Regions from separate parts of the Homo sapiens genome. Here all the other regions are linked to region 2. A link is an interaction called in ENCODE POLR2A ChIA-PET data of the cell type or tissue named here. Cell type or tissue: PC-9. All regions are shown on one strand.

What was found. Peaks named below come from ENCODE experiments on the same cell type or tissue, not always from the same donor. Only the 100,000 strongest peaks of a DNase experiment are listed, where the experiment ranks them.
Region 1: POLR2A ChIA-PET joins it to region 2 with 6 read pairs; 3 of 35 experiments call an interaction of 5 or more read pairs at or near these places.
Region 3: POLR2A ChIA-PET joins it to region 2 with 40 read pairs; 1 of 35 experiments calls an interaction of 5 or more read pairs at or near these places.

Annotation. Positions count from the first base shown.
Region 1 is chr20:44,086,995-44,091,994 of GRCh38, reverse strand. No RefSeq gene overlaps it. Among named protein-coding and RNA genes, the nearest start is that of JPH2, 98 kb to the left of the region's middle. RefSeq lists an enhancer at 1,712-2,006. In PC-9, no CTCF peak of the experiment used is centred here; no DNase peak of the experiment used is centred here.
Region 2 is chr20:44,149,109-44,154,108 of GRCh38, reverse strand. All of the region lies in intron 2 of JPH2 (junctophilin 2), which reads left to right. LOC124904909 (a long non-coding RNA gene) reads right to left here and starts at 2,191. Exons shown (of 2, transcript XR_007067596.1): 1 at 1,948-2,191. RefSeq lists an enhancer at 1-791. In PC-9, no CTCF peak of the experiment used is centred here; DNase peaks (open chromatin) are centred at 1,888 and 2,268; H3K4me3 peaks cover 306 bases; H3K27ac peaks cover 1,794 bases.
Region 3 is chr20:43,489,630-43,494,629 of GRCh38, reverse strand. No RefSeq gene overlaps it. Among named protein-coding and RNA genes, the nearest start is that of L3MBTL1, 16 kb to the left of the region's middle. In PC-9, no CTCF peak of the experiment used is centred here; a DNase peak (open chromatin) is centred at 2,339.

The DNA of each region.
Region 1 (5,000 bases), 62 kb after region 2:
TTTAAAGGTGTGATGTTTCTAAGGGGGGGGTGGAATCAAAGTAATCTTTCAAAACCTTTAGAGGAATTTGGGAAGAAGTAATGTCAGAGCTGATAAATCAAGAAAGAATGGTATAAATATATTACTTAGAGTTATACTAGGTAGTCATCAGGAATTACACTGTGAGAGTTGCGTTGGTGTGGAGAGAGGGGGTGGCAAATTACTGCTTTCTATAATAGGTCCGTAAATATTTAATTTCTAGCCATAGGGATGTATTGCTTTGATTAATTTTTTTCTAATAGAGGAATTCAAACACAGGAAGAAACCTTAGATAAATCTGTAAAGGACTAGGATGAGAGATTTCATTCATTAATTTTTGGGAAGCATGCGCATAGAGAAAGCGTCTCTTATTCTTTCTCAGATAGACACGCGTACATACGGAGTCGGTTCCCTTTCCTCTTGTGAATCATTTTGAACCAAGAATAATTAGAGCACCTTTGTATAGTACTTGGTATTTTGGATTTGCATTTTTTTTCCAGGGTTGGTGGTGGTTCTATTCCAATGTTTCAGGCCCTTAAAAAAGGACTTGTTTATAACATGAGTCCAGAAGCTGTCACATCAGAGGGCGTGTTCCCAGGCAGGTGGAGTGGGAAGGGACTTCCTGAGGCAGACACCAATGTTGTCCCTAAGTGGATGGCCCTTGTGGTTGTGGCATTTGAAGCCACAATGTCAGGAAGCGCATGGTCCCTCCTCTGTGTCTGGGGGCAGGAGAGAGGGCCTGACCATCGCTTATGCAGGCAAATAACTCCACCTATGGTGAGAATTGGCCTTGCAGAGTCTGAGGGCAGTTATCCAGGGTCACTATCTTGATCGTCACCAGCTGTGTCCAGTTGGAAAATCACCCTTCCAGCTTGTTCACTTCCAAATGTGGGACTGTGGGGCATTTCCTGGCAAGGCTGTGGACAAAGATCTGTCAGCCCAGGGCCTCAAAACAGCTGAGCTTCCAGCTCTGCAGCCTCTGCCTCCTTTTCCTCTAGGCATGGCCCAACATGCCTTTGCTGTGTACAGAAGGACATTTACCCTTTTTGGGAACTCTGGTTTCTGGTATGACCAGGTGTGGTGTTTGCACCCATGAAGTTAATATGTAGGTATAAGGTGAGGTTTCAGACATGGATTTGGGATTAGGACCAGTTAGAAACACCTATACATCACCTGTGATTCCCTTGGGAAGAGTCTGCTATTTGGGGGGGATAGCACCAACCCCCAGAAAGTGCCCCTTGGTGATTATCATGGGTCAAGGCATGTTTTATACACTCATGGTATGGATGAGAGCTTTTCAGACCTGCCAAATGTTGAACATCGTTTGATGTTTCTGAAAGGGAGCCTGTCTCTTGTGGATTGTGGTTCATGCACGTGGAATATTGTTTTCTGGTCATGTAACCAAGAGTTAAGTCTGCAAATACAGGTCAGTAATTGCTGGAGATGTCAGATAACCAGGTGTATCAGCTAGCTTATGCAGCACAACAAACCACCCCAGACTCTGTGACTTAATACAACAACTATTTATTGAGCTCACAGCTCTGTGGGATGGCAGTTTGGGGTAGGTTCATGTGGGCAGTTCTGCGATTTCGCCAAGTTTGGTTTATCTCAGCTGGAACTCACTCGTACATCTGAAGTTGGCTGCTGGATGGGCACAGGGCTTTCTGATGTCAGCTGGGGCACCTTCCTTTTCTCTGCAGGGTCTCTCATCATCCAACAGGCTAGCATGGGCTTGTTCTCATGGTGATGGGTCTGACCAAGAGCAGTGAGAGGGCAAGGCCAATGAGCAAGCACTTTTCAAGTTTCTGCTTGCATAATGTTTGCTGCTGTCTCATTGGCTAGAGCAAGTCACATGGCCAAGTCTGGCGTTCTTGTCAGAGTCATTAAACAAAATCAGAGCCGTTCCTGCAAGCTGTGCACAGCACCAGGGAACAGCTGACAAGGAGCCCAATGTTTCCATCCAAACATACCTCAGAGCAGGGAAAATGGCTCCTGTTATCCTAAAAGAAATCGTGGCTCCATTTTGCTGCTCCTCAACAATGTCATGTGTGAACCTCTGATCCCTTTGGTGGGAATGGTGATAATAAAAATAATGATTAGTGACATTGATAATGACAGCTAACCTTGTTTATCACATTCCAGACACTTCTAATTGCATACAAGGATTATCTCATTTAATTCTTAGAGCCATGAGAATAAGAAGCTACATATACCAACATTACATATATCTCAAAAACCTGTAAGTGGAAAATGATATTTATAGTATGAGAAATTTACATAAAATTCTAAAACACATAAAGCAATATTATATATCGTGGATATTTACATTTGTGTTTAAATAATGGAAATGATTAAAAAAACAAACTCGAAGCAGCTACTTTCAGAGGAGGATGGAAACTGGCAGAATGAAGCACATGGGAACTTTGACTATAACTGTGTGTGGGGAGTTGAGTTCTGACTGAAGTTTAAGATTGGTGGAGGTTGCCTAGGTGCTAGTTATATTCTCTCTGTACTGTTTATACATCTAAAATATTTCAGAAAGAAACTAGAGGTTGCTTCACCCACAAAAATACTTCATTGTATTAAAAATCTACACTAAAATCAATGGATCAATGGAATAAGATTTTTAAAATCCAGAAATGGACCCAATTTTCTAATTAAAGGAGTGTCACTCAAAAAGGTGAAATGGAACCTTTAATACATAGCAAAGAGACAACTGGGCAACCATTTGGGGAAAAAGTAAACTTAGATCCATGGCTCATACTTTGCACTAAAGTCACTCGCAAATGGATTGAAGATTTAAATATTTAAAATGAAAGTACAAAAAAGGTGGTGGTGAGCTCTCAGCCTCTGGGAATCACAGCTTTATAGAATGTGAGGTTTGGAAGTGACTTTATGGGTTACCTGTACCACAGGCATGCACTACCACACCTGGCTAATTTTTGTATTTTTAGTAGGGATGAGGTTTTGCCATGTTGGCCAGGCTGGTCCTGAACTCCTGGTCTCAAGTGATCCATCCACCTCGGCCTCCCAAGGTGCTGGGATTACAGGCATACCATCTCTTTTATAGATGGGGAAACTGAAGGACAGGGGTAGAAGTGTATTTTTACCCAGACATTGAGCCCTCTCAAATTGGCACTAGTGCCGGAGTTTCAACTAGATCCCAGGTTGTGGAGCAGAGTTTCTGTGTGCTGGTGAGCAGCTTGCCTGAATCTGGTGAGATAGAACACCCACGTACACAAGTTACATGAAATGAAATGGGTTTATTACTTACAGACAGGCAGCAAGGGACAACAGAAGCCTGGGATTCATTGTAAGCCAGTCCCCCAGGCTCAGGAAATCTGCCCGGGGTGAATGGAGTCTCTGTGTGTGTGCCCCAATTGTACCACATCTGAGATACCCCAAAAGACAGCCCAGCCCAGGTTGTATACTTCAGGGGCAACACGATAGGCTGGGCTAAAACACCTAAGGATACCCCGTTTGTAGGGGAAAGAGGAATAGAGCCTGGGCTGTTGTAGCCAGTTCCTGCGTATCTCAGGATATTGCATTCCCAGCACACGCCAAGTTAGTCCTGAGAACCTTAAGCAAAAAAGTGGGTAGCTGGGCATTGTGGCTCACGCCTGTAATCCCAGCACTTCAGGAGGCCAAGGCGGGTGGATCGCTTGAAGTCAGGCGTTCGTGGCCAGCCTGGCCAACATGGTGTAACCCCAACTCTACTAAAAATACAAAAATTAGCCAGGTGTGGTGGCACACATCTGTAATCCCAGCTACTTGGGAAGCTGAGGCAGGAGAATCGCTTGAACCCAGGAGGTGGAGGTTGCACAGTGAGCTAAGATCACACAACCGCACTCCAGCCTGGGTGACAGAGTGAGATTCTGTCTCAAAAAAAAAGTTGCGGGGGAGGTGGGCAGGGGTGGGGGGCAGGCAAGGAGAACTGGGTTGATGGGTTGGCCCAAGGCCGCCTGGGGAACTGTCCTGCACAGATCAACCAAAAGGTAATATTCAGTGACGACTTGTGCACCAGGCACTGTGCCAGGACTTTACCTAGATGATCTTATGTTTTCCCACCAAATGAGCTAGTTGCTGTCATTACGCCCATTTTACAAATGAGGAAGTTGAGGCTGCGTGAGGTGGCTGAACGGCCAGCGATGTGGCCTATGTGCTCTGCCGCACTGCATTCCCTGGAAGGGTGGTGGCTGGTGTGCCCATGGCTCTGGCGGGAGTGGGCAGGGCTGCAGTGGAACAGTGCCTCAAGGATAAGTTGGGGCAGGATATGGGGAAGATAGGAGGACAGGACAAGGAATTTGGAATCCAGCAGCAGCAGCTACGTGCAGGGGGAGAGTTTCCTCTCCTTTCACACAAAGCTGGCCATGCACTTTCTATCCTAGATGAGCCAGCTGTACCCGTTCCAGCTGCAGCAATGGCATTGGGGCCAAACCAGTTTTTAAAAGGCTCTGGCTGTGGGAAGTGGAGAATCTGCTGCCAGCCAGACACGGCCAGGGTGTAAACTGGAAAAAGGCTTCTCTTCCTCCGGTCATTGTTTTTTACAGTAATTCTCCATCTTTGATATACAATATTTATGGGGTACATGTGATATTTTGGTACATGCATACCATGTATCATAATCGAAGCAGGGTAGTTAGGATATCCGTCACCTCTCCCCCAGGGATTGTTGGAGTCAGGATGGCATTGCACAGCCTGAACAATCACAGGTGGCCCTGGGGGCTGACTGAGGCGGAATGGGACGCTCACTCTAGGTGAATTGGGTGACAGTGGTCATGGCCAAAGTGTAAAGACGGAGTTCGGGGAAGGAGAGAAGGAGGGGGTAGGGGCTCTGGCACTGGGCCTTAAACAGTAGCATCCAGTTAGGAACTGCAGTTTCATAAACCAAGCTTCTTTTTATCATATTGCACACCAATAAAAAGTACAAGGGATTTGGGAGGCTGAGGCGGGTGGATTGCTTGAGCCTAGGAGTTAGAGAT
Region 2 (5,000 bases):
AAAAGGATACAGATATACTCACAGCCACAAAGCGATCGAGAGGGAACTAGATTTATGTCTTCTGATTTTGTAGCTAAGAACTCTTTTGTGATGCCTTTTAAGGTCATAGATACTGGATTGTGGAGGGAAGCTGGTATGTTTGGGGAGGCGCCTAAAGTTTTCAGGTTGTCATGCCAACACCCTGACAAATGCTTGTTTTCTGGAAGGAGCACAGTGAGTGTTAAGAGTAAGGCTTAGACTCAGCCCCTTGCTTGCTATATCTTTTCTTCCCGCCAGACCTCAAATTTCTAACTTCTAGAAGACGCACCTCAAAGAGTTTTCACAAGGTTGAAGCAGAGCCTCTATACGAAGGGTATATACACACGCCACAGGGCTGACAAGCAGGAAGTAGTCTGTAAGCATCAGCTGCCATTGCTGTTGTCTAGTCTTCCTGCTGTTGTGCCCCCGTGGCAGAGGCAGGGCATGGCCCTGAGTTCTCAGTTGTCCTAGGGTGTGAGGTTTGGAGCATCTCAGGTTTTGTACCAGGGTGGCATCTGTCTGTCTTCTATCCCCTCAGCCCCCCACCTCCATCTCCTCCCCATGCTGGCTCTGGAAACTCCGAAGCTGATCATAGCTTAGAGTTGGTTTTTTGAGTTGCTGGGAGCTGAATTTCTCTGGTGAGCAGGAACCTATGTAGTCCATGGGCAGTGGCATTGGATGGACCTAGGTTTGAATCTGGCTTCAGCCTCTTATAAACTGTGTGACCTTAGGCAAGTTACCTCACCCCTCTGGGCTCACTTTCCTGTTTAATCAAATGGGAATTATATTACCTCCTCCCTGAAAGTAATGCTGCAGAGAGTAAAAGAAGTAGCTCATGTAAAGGGCCGGTGCTTGGAAAGCATGCAAGGAGGTGTAAGCTGTTATTATCAATCCTGTGTCATTCTGTACTAACCCAAGAATGAAATTGCCCCAAGGGAAGGCCCTGTCTTCTCTCTCAGTCCCTACAACTGTGCTTCCCAAATGTTCATCTTCTGCAGGCCCCAGTCCCAGTTTTTGTTACCTTCACACACCATCTCTACTTACTGTCTTAATCTTCATCTTTGAATCAACTTACTTAAAAATACGTAAGTACATTTATTGAAAAGGAAGACTTTCTAATCACTATTGAAAATGCGAAATCAATATCACAGCAAGTTCTGAAAACAGAACAATGCTATTCAAGTTCCACATCAAACTATTGATGCCCAAAGGCACTGAGCCTAAAGTTTGTTTTCTTTTTGTTTAAAAGAGAAACTGGCAAGAGATTTACTGGTATGAAAGAGCCGTAGGCACCCACGGAGGCCTTTTCCTTAACTAATGAGCAAAATGGACTTGGTGTCACTTCAGGCTGTGATTCTGCACTGCCAACACTCATTTCCACACCATGGGGGACACAGGTCACCAGAGGGAAGAGGGCCTGACACTGGACCAGGTCTCAGGGAGGGTCTTGGTAATTGCCCATCTTTGAGCCTGCTTATTTAATTTTTATTTAATATGCATTCATCTAGTCCTTATTTCTGGGAACCGGGCATGATTTTAAGTACCTTACATGTATTAACTTTTTTTCCCCCTTTTTTGTGGAGAACAGGGTCTTGCTATATTGCCCAGGTAGGTCTCGAACTCCTTGGCTCAAGCTATCCTCCTGCCTTAGTCTCCCTAAGAGCTGGGATTACAGATGTGAGCTACCGTGCCCAGTGGGGATATATTAATTTACTTAATCCTCAAAACAACCCTGTGAGGAAGGTACTGTTATTCTCATTTTACAGATGAAAAAACTGAGGCACAGACAGGTTAAGTTTCTCAAACAGGTTGCACAGCTGAGTCATGGCAGAGCTGGGAGTTGAAGCCAGGTGACCTGGTTCTAGAATGCTCTTAACCACGATCTGACCTTCGGTTGGTTTTCCTTCACAAACTTTAAGAAGCACTTACCCTGTGCCAGGCTTGTGCCAGGGCGCTGGACACCCAGTGGTGAATCAGTGTGGGCAGCGTCCTCTGGAGACCCCCACGTTGAGGGCGAAGCCATGCAGGGATTGGACAGTTGGTGGTGGAGAGGGAGGAAGGAGATGAAATTGATGGGGTCCAACAGAAAGAGCAACTAGCTGTCCCAGAGGAGGTCTGGGAAAGCTCCCTGCAGGGGCCACCTCTGGTTGGGAGTCTGCCAGGTGGAAAAGAGAGAGAAAGGTCGTTCCAGGTAGAGGAACTAGCATGTGCAAAGACATGAAGGTAGGAATGTGCGTGATGTATTTTGGGAGCAATGAGTCATCCAGAATGCTGGAATGGGTGGGGAAAGATTAGAGATGAGGCCGAGAAGGCAGCCCAGGGCCAGGTTAGTACGGGCTTTGAATGCCTGGTGGAGTGAGAGTCTGACGTTACAAGCTAAAAGGTTCCAGGGGCCAGGCAGGCCGCAGGCTTGTGTCCTACTCACTAGAGGGTGGTGGGACCATGGGAACCAGGTCTCCCCGGTCTCTGCAAGCCCTCTTGGGGGAAGCTGCCCCTTCCTAGCTAATGGCTGCCCCAGAGAAACATGGATTTAATGTTAGCACAACTCTTGATTTTTCTTTCTGTTTTTTTTTTGAGACAGAGTCTTGCTCTGTCGCCCAGACTGGAGTGCAATGGCATGATCTCGGCTCGCTGCAACCTCCACCTCCCAGGTTCAAGCGATTCTCCTGCCTCAGCTTCCTAAGTAGCTGGGATTACAGGCATGTGCCACCACGCCCAGCCAATTTTTGTATTTTTAGTAGAGGAGGGGTTTGTCCATTTTGGCCAGGCTGGTCTCAAACCCCTGACCTCAGGTGATCCATGCGCTTCAACCTCCCACAGTGCTGGGATTACAGGCGTGAGCCACTGTGCCCAGCCAACTCTTGATTTTCCAAGATGAACTAGAGATTTGCATTTTGTTATAAAAATTTCCATTTTTTGACTTTTTATTATGGGAAAATATGAAACATATATATAAATAGAGAGAGTGATATAATGAACACGCAAGTACCCATTAACTGGATTTAATAATTATTAGCAATTTTTCCATATTTACTTTATCTTTTTGTTTTGTTTTGTTTTTGAGATAGGGTCTTGCTTTGTTGCCCAGGCTGGAGTGCAGTGTTGTCATGTCAGCTCACTGCAGCCTCCACCACCCAGGCTCAAGTGATCCTCCCATCTCAGCCTCCCAAGTAGCTGGGGCTACAGGTGCATGCCACTACAACTGGCTAATTAAAAAAATATATATTTGTAGAGACGAGGTCTTGCTATGTTGCCCAGGCTAGTCTTGAACTCCTGGCCTCAAGTGATCCACCCACCTAGGCCTCCCAAAGTGCTGGGATTACAGGCATGAGCCACCACACCTGGCCTGTATTTGTCTTTTTGTTGTTATTTATTGACTAGACTCTCAATTCTGTTCCAATGATCTATATACATCCATCCTTATGCCAGAGGCTGGTCTTGATTACTGTAGCTTTGTACTAAGTTTTGAAGTTGGGAAATGTGAGTCCTCTAATTTTGTTCTTCTTTTTCAAGATTATCTTGGATATTTTGAGTTCCTTGCATTTCCATATGGATTTTAGCCTCAGCTTGTCAATTTCTGCAGGGGAAAAAAAGGCCGCTGGGATTTTGTTAAACCTGTAGGTCAACTGGGGGAATATTGTCCTTTTAACAATTTTAAGTCTTCCAATCCATGAACATGGAGCACCTTTCAATTTATTTAAGTCTTTAACTTTTTTCAGTGATGCTTTATAGCTTTCAGTGTACAATTTTATACTTATTTTGCCAAATTTATTTCTAAATGTTTTATTCTTTTTGCTGCTACTTTAAGTAGAATTGTTTTTAAATTTTATTTTCAGGTTGGGAGCTGTGTCCTAAATCTCTTAGTCTAGAACCATCCTCCTCATTTTTTTTATGACATGACATCTTCTGGATTTGTCAGGCTGATTCCTTATGGTGCTGTTTAACTTGTTTCTCTCTTTCCTGTACTTCCTGTAAATTCTGTCTCAAATGGATTCAGATTAGATTTTTCTGGCATGAAAACTTAATAAATAGTTCTGTGTACTTCATATTGTATCACATCAGGGGGCATGTAATGTCCGGTTAGCATGAACTCTTCCAATTCTTTTTTTTTTTTTTTTTTTTTTTTTCCTCTGTCGCCCAGGCTGGAGTGCAGTGGATGATCTCGGCTCACTGCAACCTCTGCCTCCCAGGTTCAAACAATTCTCATGCCTCAGCCTCCCCAGTAGTTGGAATTACAGGCATGCGCCGCCACTCCTAGCTAATTTTTGTATTTTTAGTAGAGATGGGGTTTCGCCATGTTGGCCAGACTGGTCTCAAACTCCTGACCTCGAGTGACCCACTGCTTCGGCCTCCCAAAGTGCTGGGATTACAGGCATGAGCCACTGTGCCCTGCACAAAATCTTCCAGTTCTTAAGTACTCTGTATAACAAATTGGAGGACTTGATTTAGGAGCAGGGGTTGGGGGGAAGAGGGCAGAAGGAGGTGGGGAAGAAGAGGGCAGGGTCACAGGCAGTGGGATGGAGCAGCAGGGAAATGGGGAGGGAGGCCTAGCACACCTGTCACTAAACCCCAAAGCTCTCACATCCAGGCAGGAAAACTCACCAACGTGTGGCTACACACATGCACATGCACACATACACACACACGACAAATATTATGCAGGCGGAGAAATCATATATGTGTGCTATATGCTACCCTGCCCCGCTTTGTGAGTGGGTAGCCACGAGAGCTGGGAGCGGTCTGCCCAAATGTGTATGACCACACCTGGACCATGGCTCTTGTAGCGAGAGTATGGCAAGGGCTAGGCTGTAGGCTGGGCGTCAGTGAGGAGGCTAATGCAGGGATCTGGGGAGATGGTGGAGACATGAAACATGGCAGAGCCACTGGGGTGGGAAGGGAGGGCCTGGTGGCACCATCAGGAGGCTGGGCTTGGGCTTCCAGAAGCCTGGGGCATGGTTAGTCAAATTGTCCTTCTTGTGTTC
Region 3 (5,000 bases), 660 kb after region 2:
GCATATCATCAAGAAATAACCATAAAAATGGGCAAGCAGCAGCCCTTAGTAGGGTCAGTTTTTTGTTGTTGTTGTTGTTTTTTTTTTTTGAGACAATCTTGCTCTGTTGCCCAGGCTGGGGTGCAGTGGCGCAATCTCAGCTCACTGCAACCTCTGCCTGCCGGGTTCGAATGATTCTCCTGCCTCAGCCTCCCGAGTAGCTGGGATTACAGATGCCCACCACCACGCCCGGCTAATTTTTGTACTTTTAGTTGAGACAGGGTTTTGTCATGTTGGCCAGGCTGGTCTCGAACTCCTGACTTCAGGTGATCCGCCCGCCTCAGCCTCCCAAAGTGCTGGGATTATAGGCGTGAGCCACCGCACCCGGCCTGGAGTAGTCATTCTTTTATTCCTTTACTTTCTTAATAAACTTGCTTTTACTTTACTCTGTGGACTCGCCCTGAATTCTTTCTTGCATGAGATCCAAGAACCCTCTCTTGGGGGTCTGGATCAGGACCCCTTTCCTGTAACACATGTAAGTGATTCTTTTTGGAATGTATGTGCAGCAATCACCAAAACAACAGAAGCAGGGGGTGAGTGCAAAGCACATGAGGATGTTTCTGAAGTGTGTGCCCCAGAAGCTCGTGGCAGCTCAGGAGGCTCAGCTCATGTAAGTGGTTTTCTGGAGCACTTTGTACTGCAGGGTGAATCTCGTGGCAGCCAGGGCCACTGCAAAGACTGAAGCAACATTTGATTTGACAAATTCTTGTTTCATAAAAGGACTGTGTAACTCCCTCAACTTTTACATAACAGGATTGGATCTATGAGACCTAATGACGTGTACGGAATTAGATTTCATTTGTGGGAGACTGCAGCATTTTGAATAGCACAATGTATAAACCAGGAACTTTTGGGCTATGTCCCCAGGGACATAAAAGAAAAAAAGGATGCATGTAAGGGGGTGGTGGTCCCTGGAGGGAGAATTCCAAGTAATTCCCCTACTTCAACCAGAGTAGCAGCTGTGTGTGTGTGTGTTTTTTATCTGTTTGTTTGTTTTCTTGAGAAAGGATCTCACTCTGTCACCTAGGCTGGAGCCCATAGGCACAACCATGGCTCACTGCAGCCTCAAACATCCAGACTCAAGCGATCCTCCCACCTCAGCCTCTTGAGTAGCTGGGACTACAGGCACATATCACCACACTTGGCTGATTTTTTCATTTTTTATAGACAGGATCTCGCCATATTGCCCAGGCTAGTCTTGAACTCCTGACCTCAAGTGAGCCTCCCGCCTTGGCCTCCCAAAATGCTTGGATTATAGGCATGAGACAGCACACCCTACCTAAAAATCGGTTTACATTTTAAAAAAAAGTTAAATAGGACATTTTGCTAAGGGTCCTGGGAAAGTCATGATCCTGCCTTGGTACCAGGATCCAGGAAAAAGAGTCCAGTTCTACAAAGCTTTTTATGTACTTTGTGCTTTTAATTCTTACCAGTCCCCTGAAGAAGGAAGCTCCATTTTAGAGGAAGAACTACAAGGTTCAGAGAGATCACCAGCCTTGGTCAGGGCCTTACAAAGTAGTATACAGCAAAGCCAGGTCTCAACTTTCTCCCTGCCCTCTTCTGCTGCCTCTGATCTACATGGGGTGTGTTTCCATCACTATCACACCCGCCCCTCTCCACCCTCACTATCTCAGCTGAAACCTCAGACCACTAGGGAGCAATGCAGGCAAGTTACCCTTAGGATTATAGCACATCGAAGGTTCTTCTCAAGGACTTCCAGAAACATGCACATCCTGGGTTAGCTGGTGTGAGGCATATCCCAGCAAAATACAGGTATTAAAAATGGCAAATACTGACCAGGCATGGTGGCTCACACCTGTAATCCCAGAACTTTGGGAGGCTGAGGTGGGGGCATCACCTGAGGTCGGGAGTTCGAGACCAACCTGGCCAACATGGTGAATCCCTGTCTCTACTAAAAGTACAAAAATTAGCCGGATGTGGTGGCAGGTGCCTGTAATCCCAGCTACTCAGGAGGCTGAGGCAGACGAATCACTTGAACCTGGAGGCAGAGGATGCAGTGAGCCGAGATCGTGCCACTGTACTCCAGCCTGCGCCACAGAGTGAAACTCTGTCTCATAAATAATAAATAAATAAATAAATTAATTAATTAAAAATGGCAAATATGGCTTCTGTAAGATCATTTTGGAGAGGGTTCAGGGAAGCAGAGCTTTGCTCTGGATTGAGTGTCGTCAGGAAGCAAAGGTACGAGTACTATGACGTGGAATCTTAATAATGTTTTTGCTAGAAGGCAGGAAATCTAGAGTAGAGATATACCTATAATTGGTAAAGACAGCTTGTGACTCATATCAGCCAGCCTAAGGGTATGTTTGGTCCTTTTGAGGTTTAGACATGTTCTTGGTTTTGTTTGTGCTCAGACATGATTGGGGAATAGACTTGCTTTTGTCTTGTTCCATTGTGGTCTTACAGCAGTCTTGTCCAATGTTGTTATTCTGTGAAAACATGTATGTTCCACAGAACACCAAGGCCTGGCAGTGACTGACAGGCCAGCTCCTGGTTTTCTCTTTCTTACAGTTTAGTGACATTAAAAAACAAAATTTCAACAAATTTAGTTTAAAGATGTGGCCAGGCGCAGTGGTTCATGCCTGTAATCCTAGCACTTGGGAGGTCACGGCAGGCAGATCACTTGAGAACAGGAGTTTGAGACCAGCCTGGCCAACATAGTGAAACCCTGTCTCTACTAAAAATACAAAAATTAGCCAGGGGTGGTGGTATATGCCTGTAGTCCCAGCTACTCGGGAGGCCGAGTCAGGAGAATCACTTAAGCCTGGGAGGTGAAGCTTGCAGTGAGCCAAGATTGTGCCACTGCACTTCAGCCTGGGTGACACAGCAAGACTGTCTTAAAAAAAAAAAAAAGAGGCCAGGCACGGTGGCTCACGCCTGTAATCCCAGCACTTTGGGAGGCCGAGGCGGGTGGATCACGAGGTCAGGAGATCGAGACCATCCTGGCTAACACGGTGAAACCCCGTCTCTACTAAAAATATAAAAAATTAGCTGGGCGTAGTGGCGGGCGCCTGTAGTCCCAGCTACTTGGGAGGCTGAGGCAGGAGAATGGCGCGAACCCCGGAGGCAGAGCTTGCAGCAAGCCGAGATTGCGCCACTGCATTCCAGCCTGGGTGACAGAGCCAGACTCCATCTCAAAAAAAAAAAAAAAAAAAAAGATCTAATTGGCTTTTATTAGTGAACCATAAATTGGGCAGTGTCTCCTCTAAAGATTTCATGTTCCATTGGGCATGACAGATCAGTTTTTATAAGATAGTTTGAGCAAAAACAAGGAAATAGCATAATACAAAAAGCAGATCAGTTACCTTCAGGTTACTTTTCTTATAAAGACTAAAGCATAGGGAATTTCCTTATTATGTAGACCAAAACTGGCCAGTTTAGGGATTTGGCTGTCATCTTTCTCTCCTGACTTCTCCGAAGATCAGAAAACCAGTTTAGTTGTTTGGTTTGGTGACAAATAACTTTAGCATCAATAACTTCATTTTGGTTTGATCTTTTCTGTTGGGGCCCATTGCAGAAGCTCAGTCCAAAATAATGGCTTCCCATAAATTTCATTTAATAGTGAGATTAAATGTGGGTAGTAAAACCAGACTTTGGCTCCAGAACCTGCACTCATACTGAAGATGCTGTATTGCCTTGTTTGAAAGCACAGGCTGCTGAAGCCTGGGGATCTGTGCTCTTTATCTGTCTTGCCTAGTGTAGTACAGGATGCATGAATGAGGAACAGAGGAATCAAAGAAACAGATGATGGTGTGACAGCCACGGCTCAGTACAGCAAAGCCCTTTATAATAACTCAGGTCCGTTAAAAATGCACTGTGGGTCCAGGCGCAGTGGCTCATGCCTGTTACCCCAGCACTCTGGGAGGCCGAGGCAGGTGGATCACTTGAGGTCAGGAGTTTGAGACCAGTCTGGCCAACATGATGAAACCCTGTCTCTACTAAACATAAAAAAATTAGCCAGGTGTGGTGGTGCACACCTGTAATCCCAGCTACGTGGGAAGCTGAAGCAGGAGAATTGCTTGAGCCCAGGAGGCAGAGGTTGTGGTGAGCTGAGATCTCACCACTGCACTCCTGCCTGGGCAACAGGGCGAGAGACTCTCAAAAAAAAAAAAAAAAAAAAAAAAAAAAAAAAAAAAAAAAAAAAGGCATTGTGGAATTCTAGATACTGAAATAGATAAGCAAGCTGTTAAAATTAAGTTTAGCCTAAATCTGCTTCCTTACATATTTTAAGTTCAGCCTAAATGTTTCTCTGTACATAGTGAACTATAACCTAACTGGGTATGTAAACAGACTACATCCTACCCTCATACCAAATGACTGAGTTTTGGCCAATCAAATATGGCCAACTGTTCAAACTGTGTTCAAATAAGGCAAATGCAAAGCTGTACGCAATCCAGCTGTTACTTTACCTCACTTTGCTTTTTCTGTCCATAAATTCTCTCTGACCATGCGGCAGCACTGGAAACTCTCAGAACCTATCCTGTTTTTCTTTCTTTCTTTTTTTTTTTTTTTTTTTTTTTTTTTAAGAGATGGGATGTTGCTATGTTGCCCAGGCTGGTCTTGAACTCCTGGGCTCGAGTGATCCTCCCATCTCAGCCTCCCAAACGTGTGAGCCACTGCGCCCAGCCACAGAACCTTTTCTGGTTTGGGGGACTGAATGATTCAGAAATTGTTCTTTGCTTAATTAATCTGTTTAATTTGTCTACAGTTTTTCATTTAACTTTAGACCAATTAAACATTAATTAAGCAAAGAACAATTTGGTGTCAGAAGTAGGAACCAAAGTGGAGCTCCTAGGGTCTCCCAGGAGCGTCGAGTGACGAAATGAGTGACGTGCTGGACTTGTTTTGTCCATTCCTCTCTCACAGCAACTGGGGATTGTGGGTAAGCTCTCAGATTCCAAAGCCCCATGAATTTGGGTTTCTAGCTATCTAAGTTTCTT